Linked DNA regions of Homo sapiens: regions 1, 2 and 4 are each linked to region 3. Evidence: chromatin contacts called from ENCODE Hi-C or POLR2A ChIA-PET data. All regions are on one chromosome and are shown on one strand. The core of a region is the stretch at or near the end of the contact, and the rest is flanking DNA. Distances in the headings are between cores, read along the strand shown. Region 1 holds the start of BEX2 (brain expressed X-linked 2). Region 2 holds the start of TMSB15B-AS1 (TMSB15B antisense RNA 1). Region 3 holds the start of TCEAL1 (transcription elongation factor A like 1). Region 4 holds the start of TCEAL8 (transcription elongation factor A like 8).

What was found. Hi-C counts contacts between places; a loop is a spot of excess contacts on that map. ChIA-PET counts read pairs that join two places held with the same protein, here RNA polymerase II (POLR2A). Pooled maps may share reads with other maps.
Region 1: a loop to region 3 is called in a pooled map, with 6 times the contacts of the local background. The contact joins the promoter of BEX2 here to the promoter of TCEAL1 in region 3. A Hi-C loop is called at or near these places in 5 of 50 pooled maps.
Region 2: a loop to region 3 is called in a map of naive thymus-derived CD4-positive, alpha-beta T cell, with 4 times the contacts of the local background. The contact joins the promoter of TMSB15B-AS1 here to the promoter of TCEAL1 in region 3. A Hi-C loop is called at or near these places in 1 of 168 maps with a recorded cell type or tissue (naive thymus-derived CD4-positive, alpha-beta T cell), 3 of 37 single-sample maps with no recorded cell type and 8 of 50 pooled maps. POLR2A ChIA-PET finds 5 or more read pairs at or near these places in 1 of 52 experiments (OCI-LY7).
Region 4: a pooled map shows a loop between it and region 3 (8-fold over the local background). The contact joins the promoter of TCEAL8 here to the promoter of TCEAL1 in region 3. A Hi-C loop is called at or near these places in 12 of 50 pooled maps.

Annotation. Positions count from the first base shown.
Region 1 is chrX:103,309,717-103,312,597 of GRCh38, forward strand. BEX2 (brain expressed X-linked 2) reads right to left here and starts at 1,274. Exons shown (of 3, transcript NM_032621.4): 1 at 1,144-1,274; 2 at 642-717; 3 at 1-265. The coding sequence starts at 260. RefSeq lists a silencer at 1,010-1,099.
Region 2 is chrX:103,917,680-103,920,808 of GRCh38, forward strand. It overlaps TMSB15B-AS1 (TMSB15B antisense RNA 1), which reads right to left and starts at 1,869. Exons shown (of 5, transcript NR_146557.1): 1 at 1,746-1,869; 2 at 1,153-1,401; 3 at 730-781; 4 at 408-546. It also overlaps a transcript of TMSB15B not described here. RefSeq lists an enhancer at 1,795-1,884.
Region 3 is chrX:103,627,518-103,630,809 of GRCh38, forward strand. TCEAL1 (transcription elongation factor A like 1) reads left to right here and starts at 1,458. Exons shown (of 3, transcript NM_004780.3): 1 at 1,458-1,508; 2 at 1,977-2,056; 3 at 2,368-3,292. The coding sequence starts at 2,400. The coding sequence ends at 2,879. RefSeq lists enhancers at 1,083-1,152, 2,024-2,318, 2,223-2,272, 2,343-2,412.
Region 4 is chrX:103,253,615-103,256,462 of GRCh38, forward strand. It overlaps TCEAL8 (transcription elongation factor A like 8), which reads right to left and starts at 1,541. Exons shown (of 3, transcript NM_153333.3): 1 at 1,464-1,541; 2 at 991-1,063; 3 at 1-403. The coding sequence starts at 365. The coding sequence ends at 12. RefSeq lists an enhancer at 1,478-1,527.

The sequences.
Region 1 (2,881 bases), core at 24-2,523, 320 kb before region 3:
CTTTCCATATTCTCCTCTCTCATCCTTGCCTGTGGCTCTCCAAGCCTATGCATTATGTCCCATCTATACTGCAGGATGGGCTGCCTAACGCGGAACCGCCTACGGTTTCCTCTAGGCACACAGTATTCACTAACATTCAAAGGTAGGGCCAAGGGCTCCCCTTTATTAGCAACTTGCTCCTTTTCATCTTTTTCATCATTTTCCTGGTTGACATTTTCCACGATGAGATTGTTTAACGCTCGTTCCTCTTTGGACTCCATTACTCCTAGGAGACAGAGAGAAAATGGACTCAATTCTTGGTGAACTGATCAGCACCGAGGACAGAGGCCCGACTACCCACCTTTCAAAATTCAGAGCCCTGGATTTCAAAGGCCTTTTTTAAATTTCATTTTTTTTCCACCAGAGAGGCCCCATGTACCCTCGGGGGGGCGAGGGGAGCCAGTCTGTGCCCTTCTCTCCCGCAAAGCCCACCATCTTCTCTGCAGATCCATCTCCAGGCCTCTGCAGGCACCAAAATGGAGGACGAAGAAGGGGTGGGGGTGGGGGATTGCTAAGTGTGGGGGTGAAGGCACGGATTGGGGTCTCAGACTGGGCTTTCCTCATGTTCTGACCCCCTCCCCACCACCGTCCCTCGCACTGACCTGGGCCTATCCTTGCAGTCTCCTCCTCCCGATTCTCGACGTGAGGTGCGTCGCCGCAACACTTGGCCCCGCAAACCTGCAGACGGCCGGGGTGGGAAGAGTGGGGGCTGCTGCAGCGGAACGCTAGAGAGGACCCGCCGCCACCCGGCCCCTTCCCCACGCCGGGCCCGGGCCCTCCTAGCCGCTCTCGCCCCCCGCCTCAGCCGCCCAGCCCCCCAAGCTGACCACCATTTTCTGCATCAAGAAGGGCGGAGCAGGGGTGTTGGAAAAGCTTGCGCTGGTGACGGAGGCAGGTGCTTCCGAAAGGTCGTAGCCTCAGGATCGCCGGCTCCCGCGGGGCCGGGCACCCCTCCGCTCACACAAGGCTCGCGGTCCCGCGGCGGGGCCCCGGGGCTGCATCGTGGACCGGCTGCGTCTCCGCGCTGCTGCCCGGGGATGGGGCATCCGCAGGCCGGGGCTGCTCCCCCACACCAACCCCAGGGACCCCCTCCGGGTCCCTTACCTGCTCCCCCTCCGCTTCCTACTTTCGGGGCCGTACCTGGCCCGCACGTCCTCAGGGACACCGGGAACAGGTACCACTGCCGAGAAGGGAGCGAGCGACGGCGGTTCTGACGCCACAACGAGGTAAGACTCAGTGTTGGCCGATCACGTGTGGCTGTTGTCATCGCCAGAGGCTCCGCCCCCGTCCCACGCCCCCTCCTGCAGCCCGGAGTCAGGTGGTGCTTTCGGGCCCGCCCCCATCCTCACCGGGAGTCCCTTTTAACATCCCCAGCCTGGGCTCTGCCACTCTTCCTTCTCTGTATATTCTTGAGACTTCCCCTGCTTGCCCAGGAAGGACGGAAGGTATCTTCTCAGGGAGCTGTTGGCCATTCCCACTTCTCTGGGGACTTGCCTCTCTCTGCCCTTGGCTCCCAGGATTCACCTCCTTCTGCCTGTCTACCTCCTTCTGTCCTCCTACCAATATTCTCCGTTTTCTCTCCACTAAAATGAGTGGAAGAGGTGTATCAGGAAAGGAGCACAAGAGAGTAGGCTTTTCTCATTCTTAATACCTTTTCTGTATTATTTCTTTTGTAAAACACAAAAAATTAATATACTTCTTTAAAAAGGAAAAAAAGTTATTTTTACTTGAAAGACGGGATTAAAGTTGGGCAAAATGTCCCAACCACCTGTCCTGTTAAGTCATTATATAAATATAGACTCTACACGCAGCTGCTTTTTTAGAACTTGGAAAAGGACAGGGCAGCTGATGGCTCCCCTTTTGAGGGGCCCCTGGACACATGAGGCCCTTCTATGAAATGAGCTAGTGAGTTGTAGTGCTACAGAACCTTGTTGGGTTTTCATAACTAAAAGGAAAAAAAAGGCCTTTTTCACAAATTTCTGGTTCAAACGATAAGTATGTCTTTATTTAAAGATCAAGTAATCATGTATTTAGGAAATCCAGAGACATCTACGGTAAACCTACTATAGGAGTAAGAATTGATTTTAAGAAGGTTGCAGCTACAAGATAAATATTACAAACGTACTCATAAATTTATTTGAAAATGCAAAGGACCTAGAATAGACAAATAATTTTTTTAAAATATCCTACAAATCTTGAGAGTTACATTATATTATTTCAAGACTTAAGGTGTAATAATAAAGTTAGTGTAGTAGTAAACATAGACCTGTAGATCAATAGAACAGAATAGACTCCAGAAATAGACCCATACGTATGTTGTTAATTAGTTTTTGACAAAGATATCAAAGTAATTCTATATGGAAAGTATAGTCTTTTAAACTAATGGTGCTGAAATAACAGAATTCTTAAAGGAAAAAAAGGAGCCTTGCCTTTTATTTATACTATACACAAATTAATTCAAAATGGATCCTAGGCCTAAATGTAAAAGCTCAAATTAGAAAACTTCTAGAATAAAACATACAGAAAAACTTTACAATCTTTGAGAAAACAATTCCTTAGGACACAAAAAGAACAGATCACAAAAGAAAAAAATAAGAAATTGGATTTATCCAAATTAAAAACTTCTACCATTTAAAACACATGGTTAAGAAAATGAAGTGAGAAGCTGGGAGTAAATATTCACAGTATTTGTATCTGACAATGGTTTTGAATTCAGAGCATATATAAAGAACTTCGAAAACATAAAATAAGAAGGCAAATAATGCAGTAAAAATGATCAAAAGATCTGAATAAACATTTCACAAAACTACACACACAAATTACCAATGAGCTCATGAAAAGA
Region 2 (3,129 bases), core at 619-3,118, 290 kb after region 3:
ATAAAATCTGGTTTATTCCATTAAATTCTCTAGGTATAATGAGAGTGAAAAAGCTAAGGAACATTGTTAGAGATATAATGTTGATCTGACTAATCCTTATAAAGGGAAACCTAGGAATATAAGAGACAGAAATGACCATGTAGTAAAGGGATTAAATGGAAAATTATTAAATGAAAATTATTACTGTCCTTGAAGCAAGTTGCGCTATAGATATATTAGAGTTGACAATGTTTAGTTCTCGGAAAAAGAATGCATGAAAAATCTTCAGGACGCCACAGGCCACCTGCCCCTCCCCTTTACTACCTCCCCCCGCAAGAGGTAATAAGAACCCATTAATCTCATGACCTCAGGTCTCAATCACACACCCCTTTGTCAAAGTTTACCCCCGTTATTTCTCAGATTCTTACATGAGCTCGGAAACTAGCGTTCCCCTGTATTTTACTTGCAGCCTCTCAACAGGTGCCTGCCTTGAGAAAATTAGCCTCTGGGGTAGAGTCGACTTTTGTCCACTGGGGGTCGCAGATCCCAGTCCTCAGGGCCTCAAGACTGTGCCGCGAAGGAAGGAAAGGAAGGGTTGGGAGCAGCCTCTTCTGAAAACCTGATACCTCCCCTCCACCGCCTCCTCTGTCGCCAGGCGGAAAATTCCCTCTCCCATCTTCTGAACACAAGCCAAAGTGCCTCCTGCACTCCCGCCCCCCGTACATTTCCTGCGGGAAACCGTCGGCCTACCAGCTCTGCAATCAGCCGCACAGAATTCAAATTCGGATTCGGCTTTGATGACCTGCCGGAGAGAAAGGGACTAGAAGTTGGATGACCTCCCACCCCCATATTCCTTCCCAGGAAGAGATGAGGAGATGCAAAAGGGGTTCAAGACAGCTTGCGATCGTCTTCTCCCGCCCCTTGCCACCTCCCCGAACACCCGCCCCCGACGCCCGACAACACCCCCGCCCACTTCAATCCAGGCAAATCATAAATCCTACCCAGTCGGCAGCATCCAGATGAGCCACAACTCCTTTCTCAGCGCAACCAGGCCATGGGAGTGCTCCATCCCCTGCCTCGCAGTTACTGATTCTCCAAGCCGGGCGCCGCCCAGTCCTGGTGGGGCTTCCCCCACCCCTCTCCGCGCCGGGAAATCGCGCGCTCTTTCTTTACCTGCGCTCCACTGGTGGGCAGCGTATGCTCCCGCGTCGACAGCTCTGTTTCGCCTTCCGGTCCCCATAGCTCTGCAGGGGAACAGGATCGCTGGCGCCTCCTGGGCCGCTAAGCGACCCCGGGGCTGCCCGGCTTAGCGAGTGCTTCGCAGAGAGGTAGCCGAGTCGAGGCAGCGCGGTTCCCAAGGAAGTCACGGCTGCGGCCACCCTCCAGTTCGGACCTCCGGGCAGCCGCGGTTGCTTTCAGTCTCTGCCCATTGAGACAAAAGAGCGTGACAAGCCGCGCGACGCGGCCAATCAGCGGGGCGAGGAGGCGGCCTACCCAAGCAGCCTCTGGCCCTGAAGCTACTGCTAGCAAGACTCGGGAGCTGGCTGGCGGGGGCTGAGGCCGACAGGCACGGGAGCCGGCGCGGCGTCAAGTGGAGCTCGGACGCACGGACCAGGCCCATTTCCCTTTCATCTGTGAGTTTGCTGCTACCCCGTCGCTTCCCTTCTCCCCATCCCCTTCCGCCTCGGCTCTGCTCCGGGCTTTGAGACCGGATGCCTGAAACACGAGGTGGGACAGAAACCAAGTGAACAATGAGAGTTCCTTACCTTTGTATAGGGGGAAGGGGGGAAACAGCATTTACTGAGTGCTTTCTGTGTGCGGATGCGCCTGTCTCCTTTCTTCTCAGCAGCCCTGTGAAGGAGGTAGCAGTGTGCCCACTTAACAGGAAAGGACTGAAACACCCAGGCGGTACAGTTAGGAAGTGCAGAGCTAAGAGCTCACTCCCAAGTCAACATATCTGACTTCAAAGGCTACCCCTTGCCAACACTCCTCTATTCTGTTAGATTAAGGGATAGCGGAGAAAAACCAAAGCCAGGATGGGAGGACCAACTTGGGACTGCATAGAATTAGTGAGCAAGAACTGTTATCTCCATTTCACAGATGAAGAAACTGAGCCAAAGACAGAGAGGTTAAGCGTCTTGCACTGTATCCCGCAGCAAAGAAGTTACAGCATCCAACTTAGCACCTGTATGTTGCTCTCTAGATGCTAATTGTTTGCCCTGCAGCATTGTCTGAAGAGCACTTTTGCACAGGTAGTCTCAAACCATCTCAACAGCAGTCTCAATGTGATGATAGTGCTGAGGGAGGGGGTGAGGAGGTAGTAGGGAGAGGGCTGAGGGAAGATGAAGGCAACCTTTATGGTGCCCATTGTACAGAAGAGGAAACTCTTCTTGGCACTCTTCTTTCCTTCGTTTTTTTAAAAATACTTTTTTTTATACTACAAAAAGCTGCCCTTTTTATAAAAGCAACATAATTTCGACAGCCCTTTGTGACGCCAAGGGAGGCAAGGCTCAGAGAGGTAAAATGATTTGTCTGAAATTACAAGGTGAAGCCAAAATTTGGACCGAATCTCTGAATCCAGAACTCATACTATTAACTAAAGTGAGTAAAAAGTGGGCTGCCTCAGAATCATTTTGGAGAGCTTGTTATAAATGCAGATTCCTGGGCCTTACCCCTGGGGGATTTTGATGTACTAGGACTACAGGTAAAGAGTGTGATTTGTAGTTTTAAACAGCCCCATAGTTGATTCTGAGGTGTAGAGAGATTCGTGAACCACTGTTCTAAACACCACCACGTGATGCTGAAGGTTATAAGTAAATGGGCCTGTCATCAGTGTATTTGTCCATGGCATATCTGTTATGAAATGTAACTCCAGAGCACAGGTTCCTACCCGCGGTCCTTCCTGGAACTGTATGCAAAGAATCTGGACTCCGTACATTCTTCTGAGTCCACAGCTTTGCAGATTTTCAAATGGGTCTGTCATAATGTCTTCCTTCTTCAAGCCATGCTTGATGAAGAAGTGTGAGAAATCAAACCCCATTTAACCTAACCCCCAAACCACAGCTCTCTGTTGCTGATATGGCTCTTTCATTTCCTGGCTCAAGGACAGGTTGCTAGGTTGCCCTTCTGTGAGCTCTTCAGGGGACTTCT
Region 3 (3,292 bases), core at 208-2,707:
AAGATATGAAGGTAAACTAATATTTGTCTAAATGCTATCTCAACACAAAGTTAATCAGATATCAGAGAAAAGCAACAAACAGTTCTTAAAAGGGGAAATTTCACATGAATTTCTGTTCAGAAACTTACTAAACAGCCTGGCTTTAAAACAAAATCCCAGGATCCTCACAGATCAGATGGTCATCTACCCTGAAAGTGTAAAACACAGAGGGAAGGGAAGTAGTATGCTCTGTAGGGGAAAGAGCATCTGCATAAGAAAGTAGCATCCAGGCTGATGTGAGTAGATGAGAGGCAGGCATAAGGTTAAAGATCATAAAATACTGTTAGATAAAAAAAAATACATATTGCAATGACAATTGAAAATGCTAGCATAATTGTAGTCCTGCTATTCAGTATGTGGTCAACAGAATTATTGCATAGTTTAATATGGAATGCCCTCCCTGCTGCATCTATCTTTTGGGGTCCAGCAGTCCCAGAACTCAAATATTTGTTGATTTAGTGAATTAATATAAACTTCCTCAACCAGAAGCACCAAGAGGTGGCTGGTTAAGGATTGAGAGTCCCAGTAAAATCTATTTATTCTATTATGAATAACTACTGAATAATTTATATATATGTACACATGTATATAAATATATTTTATAATCTATTCAGTGTGTATACATGCATATATATGCGTGTATATATATACACGCATATATATGTGTGTATATATATACACACATAGAGAGAATAATGCCAAGCTCTCCACCAAGGACTATCCCATTTCAGATAATAAGTGTTCTGGACTGTTTGTACTTAGATGGACAAATACGTATTTGATTTATGAAAATCAAAGTATTCATTCTTTTTAGATCTACAAACTTTACAAACTCAACTCTTTCTACAGGTCTCGAACTGAATGATTACCAATTTAGATCTGGGGGCTCAAAAAAACAAAATGTGATGTCAAGAAAAAGTGAAAGATTGTCTCCCATGAAAGTGACAAGAGATGAAACATGCTGAATGAGCCTAAATGGACATGATGGAGATACGGATGTGGATTAAAACTGAGAGTGTTGGGATATAAGGATATAATACTGATTTATGAAGGTGAACAGTCAAACGTCAGTGCAGGATCTGAACTGCAGGGGAAATAAGGGGCCTTGGTGGCTAAGGAAGGGAGGAGGGGAGAAAGAGGTGGTACTAGGGGAAGTAGCACAGAGGAAGAGGCAATACTACCCGAGACTAGATGCGGACCGTCTCTGGCAACCAGGAAAAGGCAAATACAAAGAGAGGTGAGTGACAATGCCTGGTGTGTCTCGGGTCAGAGAACACTAGCAGGCACTAGCAGGTGGCTGCGGCAGGGCCGCAGATCAAAGTGGTAACTGGGGATCTGAGTTCGGCAGTGACGCGCGTCCCTCACGTGACCAGGAGCCTCTATGTGCCCAAGTCCCTCTCGTCCCGGTCTTTTTTTTGCCTGTCCACCATCTCCCTATTACCCTTTGGTCGAGAGGGAAAGCAGAAGAAGTAAGTTCCCTCTACCCTCTTAAATCGGTGTGAGTGTCGGCGCTGCCTAGTAACCCGGGGAATGGGGTTGACAGAATCGGGATGGCGGAGTCCAGGCCTTTCCCTAAGCTCCAGCCCCGCCCCCCGCGCCCACATTTCTGTGCAAAATATGGTGGTCTTTGGGGCGGGGTGGGGAGGCGAGTACCTCCCCCGTCCCCCGGGAGGGGGGTACAGACATTTGGAAATAGTTTCTAAAAATGCTTCGCTTCCACTTCTCATCTGAAAAGAAATGGCAAGCTTTGCGGGGTGGGGAGGTGGGAGCACGGAGGACGAAGCTTGACGCAGGGGCTGAGACGAAAAGAGAACCCGAGAGCTAGGGGAGCGTGCAGGCAGTGGCTGGTGCCCAGAAAGTGGGGGGTGGGGGGTGTCAGTCAGTCCGTCCCTCCTCCCCACTCCCCGCCCCCTACCCTGTCTTGCGTCTGTGTGCAGGTCTGCTGGTCACAGCGGGGCACCTCGAGGAGAGGACGACTAGGAGCACACGGCCCGGAAAGGTCCAGGTCAGGGAAGGGGTACGCAGTGGGCCGGGACTGGGGCGCGAGGGTGGACGCCGAAAGGCATGGAGTCTGCAGGCCGCACTGTCCCGCCCCTGTCACTGCGGGCGAGGCCTGTAGCAAAGCCTGCTGGGAAAATGGTGGGCTTTCGGGAAGGAGGGGGCGACCGGGAAGCGGCGGAGTCGGGAGAGCCGGAGAGCCTCTGGGAAAGCGCAAGGTTGAGGACCTGGCCCCCGAATCAGGAAAAGGCAGGTATTGGAACCCACGGCCTGGGTGTTAGTCCAGCCGCTTAGTATTCTGACTCTATTCTGCCTTTCTTGTCTCCTAAGAATAACTGTGCTTGAAGAAGAAAATTCCCAACATGGACAAACCACGCAAAGAAAATGAAGAAGAGCCGCAGAGCGCGCCCAAGACCGATGAGGAGAGGCCTCCGGTGGAGCACTCTCCCGAAAAGCAGTCCCCCGAGGAGCAGTCTTCGGAGGAGCAGTCCTCGGAGGAGGAGTTCTTTCCTGAGGAGCTCTTGCCTGAGCTCCTGCCTGAGATGCTCCTCTCGGAGGAGCGCCCTCCGCAGGAGGGTCTTTCCAGGAAGGACCTGTTTGAGGGGCGCCCTCCCATGGAGCAGCCTCCTTGTGGAGTAGGAAAACATAAGCTTGAAGAAGGAAGCTTTAAAGAAAGGTTGGCTCGTTCTCGCCCGCAATTTAGAGGGGACATACATGGCAGAAATTTAAGCAATGAGGAGATGATACAGGCAGCAGATGAGCTAGAAGAGATGAAAAGAGTAAGAAACAAACTGATGATAATGCACTGGAAGGCAAAACGGAGCCGTCCTTATCCTATTTAATGTGTTCGGCCTTTAATTCTGTTTTGCCTGCTAATAGTATTGCCATTGCCACCTGGACTTTCTGTTTGCATTTTCTTAATGCCTTTTCCCATATTCTGAATTTTAACTTTTTGTGAGGCTTTATTTTAGATGTTTAGCATGTAACTCGCTTAAAGTTGAGGTTTCCCCCTAAAATCTACAAGTTTCCCTCTTTCAGTCATGAGCCCTACACATTTGCATGAAAGATGTACATTATATATTGTGAAACGAAAAAAGCAATTTTCAAATGGTATATATTGTATCCCATTTTTGTAAAAAAAATGTATATTTATATATTAATATGCAAAGAAAAAGCTAAAAGTATAGACTTCAAAGGCATAACAGTGGTTGTGTGGTAAGATAATAGGTGATTTTTTAAATTTTTGTTTTATCTG
Region 4 (2,848 bases), core at 291-2,790, 370 kb before region 3:
CAAAAATGAATTCAAGGCCTAAAGCACACAGGATAAGGACGGCTGCGTGAATGTCTTTGCTTCCAATGCATCATCACAAACTTGTTTCTTACTCTTCTTATCTCTTCCCTAAGCCTTTCAAGCTCATCTACTCCTCTTATCATTTCTTCAGGGTCCAAATGCCTAACGGGTGTGTCCTCTTTAAATCCCTGGCCAGGCTGATTCGGCCCTCCTCTGGGGTTTCCTTCTGCTTCCTGGCTTACGCCTTCTTCGGAAGGTTGAGGATTTCCTTCTGCCTCCTGTGGTACATCCTCCAAAGGGCGATCTTCCTCGGCCTTTGGCATGTTCTGTGGTTTTCCCTCATTTTCTTCACAAGACTTTTGCATATTGAGTATTTTTTATTTCCTTTTTGAATAAATTAATCCTAGAAAACAAGGAAACAAAACTACTAGATTCCAGGCAAACAGACCAGCAGTCAGAGTATGGGGTCCCATAGCGACTGGCCTTTTTTGACTCAGTACCCTAATTGTCAAAAGTTTTCCAACTAGAGAAAGCTGGATCCTCAGGCTCAGAACTCCCCTGACTCCACCTCCCTTCGCGCCCCCTTTCGTTCCAGCTCCATCTTTCTCCTCCTGCTCCTGCCCACCATCTTCCCAGCAGGCCCTGCTACAAGCCTCTCCTAATACTGAAATGGGAGCAGTACGGAAGCAATTAACCCTTCTCCCGCCTCTGGTCTCCAACACTCCCGCCCTTCAGACTTTCCCAGGCCCTCTCAACCTCCAGCCTCTCACCTGAGACGGCTGGTCCAGTCTCTGGCCTCCCCTCCCCCTTCAGCGTCTCTTAAGCCTCCTCCTCCCCCGCCTCATTTCCGCTGCAGGCTCGGCACCGGCCTCTGGCACTTAATCCGGATGGGGAGGGGCTGCTGCGACCCCAGGATGTGCTTTGGTGTCACTCACACTTCCACCCCCACCCGAAGAGACCTGAAGCAATTGCACCTTTACAAAAACTGACCTGCAGGGATTCAGGGGATTTTCCTCTCTCTTCCCTCACCTCGATTTGTGTCGCGCCCAAAAAACCAAATATCCTGCAGACAGATGGGAGTGTTTGGTGAGCAGACTAGTACCTGGATCACGGGTCCCTTTCATGATTCTAGGCCATGTTGGTGTAAAGTTTCCCATGTCCTCATCCTCGCCCTCCTTTTATGGCAACCCCGCCCTCCTCCGTGCCCACCGTTTTTCTGCAAGCAGGGAGTAGGAAAAGCAAGTTTCTTCCAAACAGTTTCTATGTCTCTCTCTCAGGACCCTTAATTAGCTACCCTTCTCTCTCTCCACCCGCCATCCCCCACCAAACAGCCCCAAATTTCCTGCACAAAATGGGAGTTTGGCGGAACAGAAGTGGGGAAAGCAGTGCCGGCCCCGCTTGCTTTCTGCTCTCGGCCTCCTCGACCCCAGGGTCTCCAAGTCAGCGCCCACGTTTATACTAACCTGAAAGGATCTTGGGCACTTTTCTCCTTCTCCAGCAATAAGGAGCTGCTACAGGGAAACAGGCCCTGGACTATAAGGACTTCTGCACACGTCGACTCCTGGTCACGTGAGAGTCGCGTCATCACTGAGCTCGAGTCCCCAGTTACCCCTCCCATTAACACTGCAGCCCGCCCGCTGCGTTCCCTCCACTTGATACTGTCAATCTTTTTTCGTATTTGCCAATCGGAGACAATAAACTGTTATCTTCGCCCTGGAGTATTTATTCGCCTTTCTCAGATTACCAGGAGGATCAGCCTTTTAGGGGTAATCGACCATTTCTCCTTCTTTGAGGAATCATCTCTTTCTTCTGCTCCCAATACTCCCACCTCCCCTCCTCCAAGACCCCTACAGTCCACCATTTCCCCTGGAATCCTATCCAGCATTGAAATGGGCAAAGGTGGTAGATCGGGAAGAGGGGGCTGGAAAAGAATCTAAGGTTGAAAGTGGAGGATTTGACTAATCCTCTTGAATAGTTTTCTGTTGTGTTCTATGTTTTCAGCAATCAGCATACTTTTAAAAATGGTATCAGAAAACGGATGCCTCATAAGCAATATGTAACACTTAATATGAAGGACAAATTAGTTATATCAATGTGTAAGACTTTGGAAAAGTTTTCTAATGGCTGGAAATGAAATGACAATATTCACAACATATTGATGTGTTAGAATTTTTTAAAATCTTACCAAACAGCACTTAAAAAATTGACTCCCAAATTAATGTGTGGAAGGAGGCCTAGTTTTCTCTTGTTAGCAATTTTGTATAGGTAATCTACTACTCTTTCTATTTCTGGCAGAACTCAAGTTATCAAGTGTTGGATGTCTGATCTTTTTCATTGATGACCACTGGTGGCATCCACTAAGGTTTCACTTGGAGGCTTCAGACAGACTTCCTCCCCATTTCCTCTATAGGATTCAGTATCTTGTTAATCAGATAAGTCCACAGAAAAGCCTGCTTTCCACTGAGTAAAATTCTTTTGGAACTCAAAGTAGTATGTTTCTTGGAAAACATTTCGTTGTTGGGAAATAACTCATACACTCATGAAACACTCAGAAAAGAGAATTCTCTGTATCTCACCATCAGGCTTGAGGCTTCTTTGCATGGCATTTTCATTCATGGCACTCTTGAGATAGTCTGGTATCATCCACTGTGTCCCATTAAAAGAACTATTGACATGCATAATTGTTATGATTAGAAAGCAAAGAGAACAACATTGCTGTAAAAAATAATATTAAACAGGAAACTGATATCCCTGCAACTCAGAATCCACTGGTACTTGGAAGGATGGTGGTGCCTGGAGTGGCATTCTGGCCAATGGAGCCAGCTGGAGAGTCAGAAGAAGACAGAGG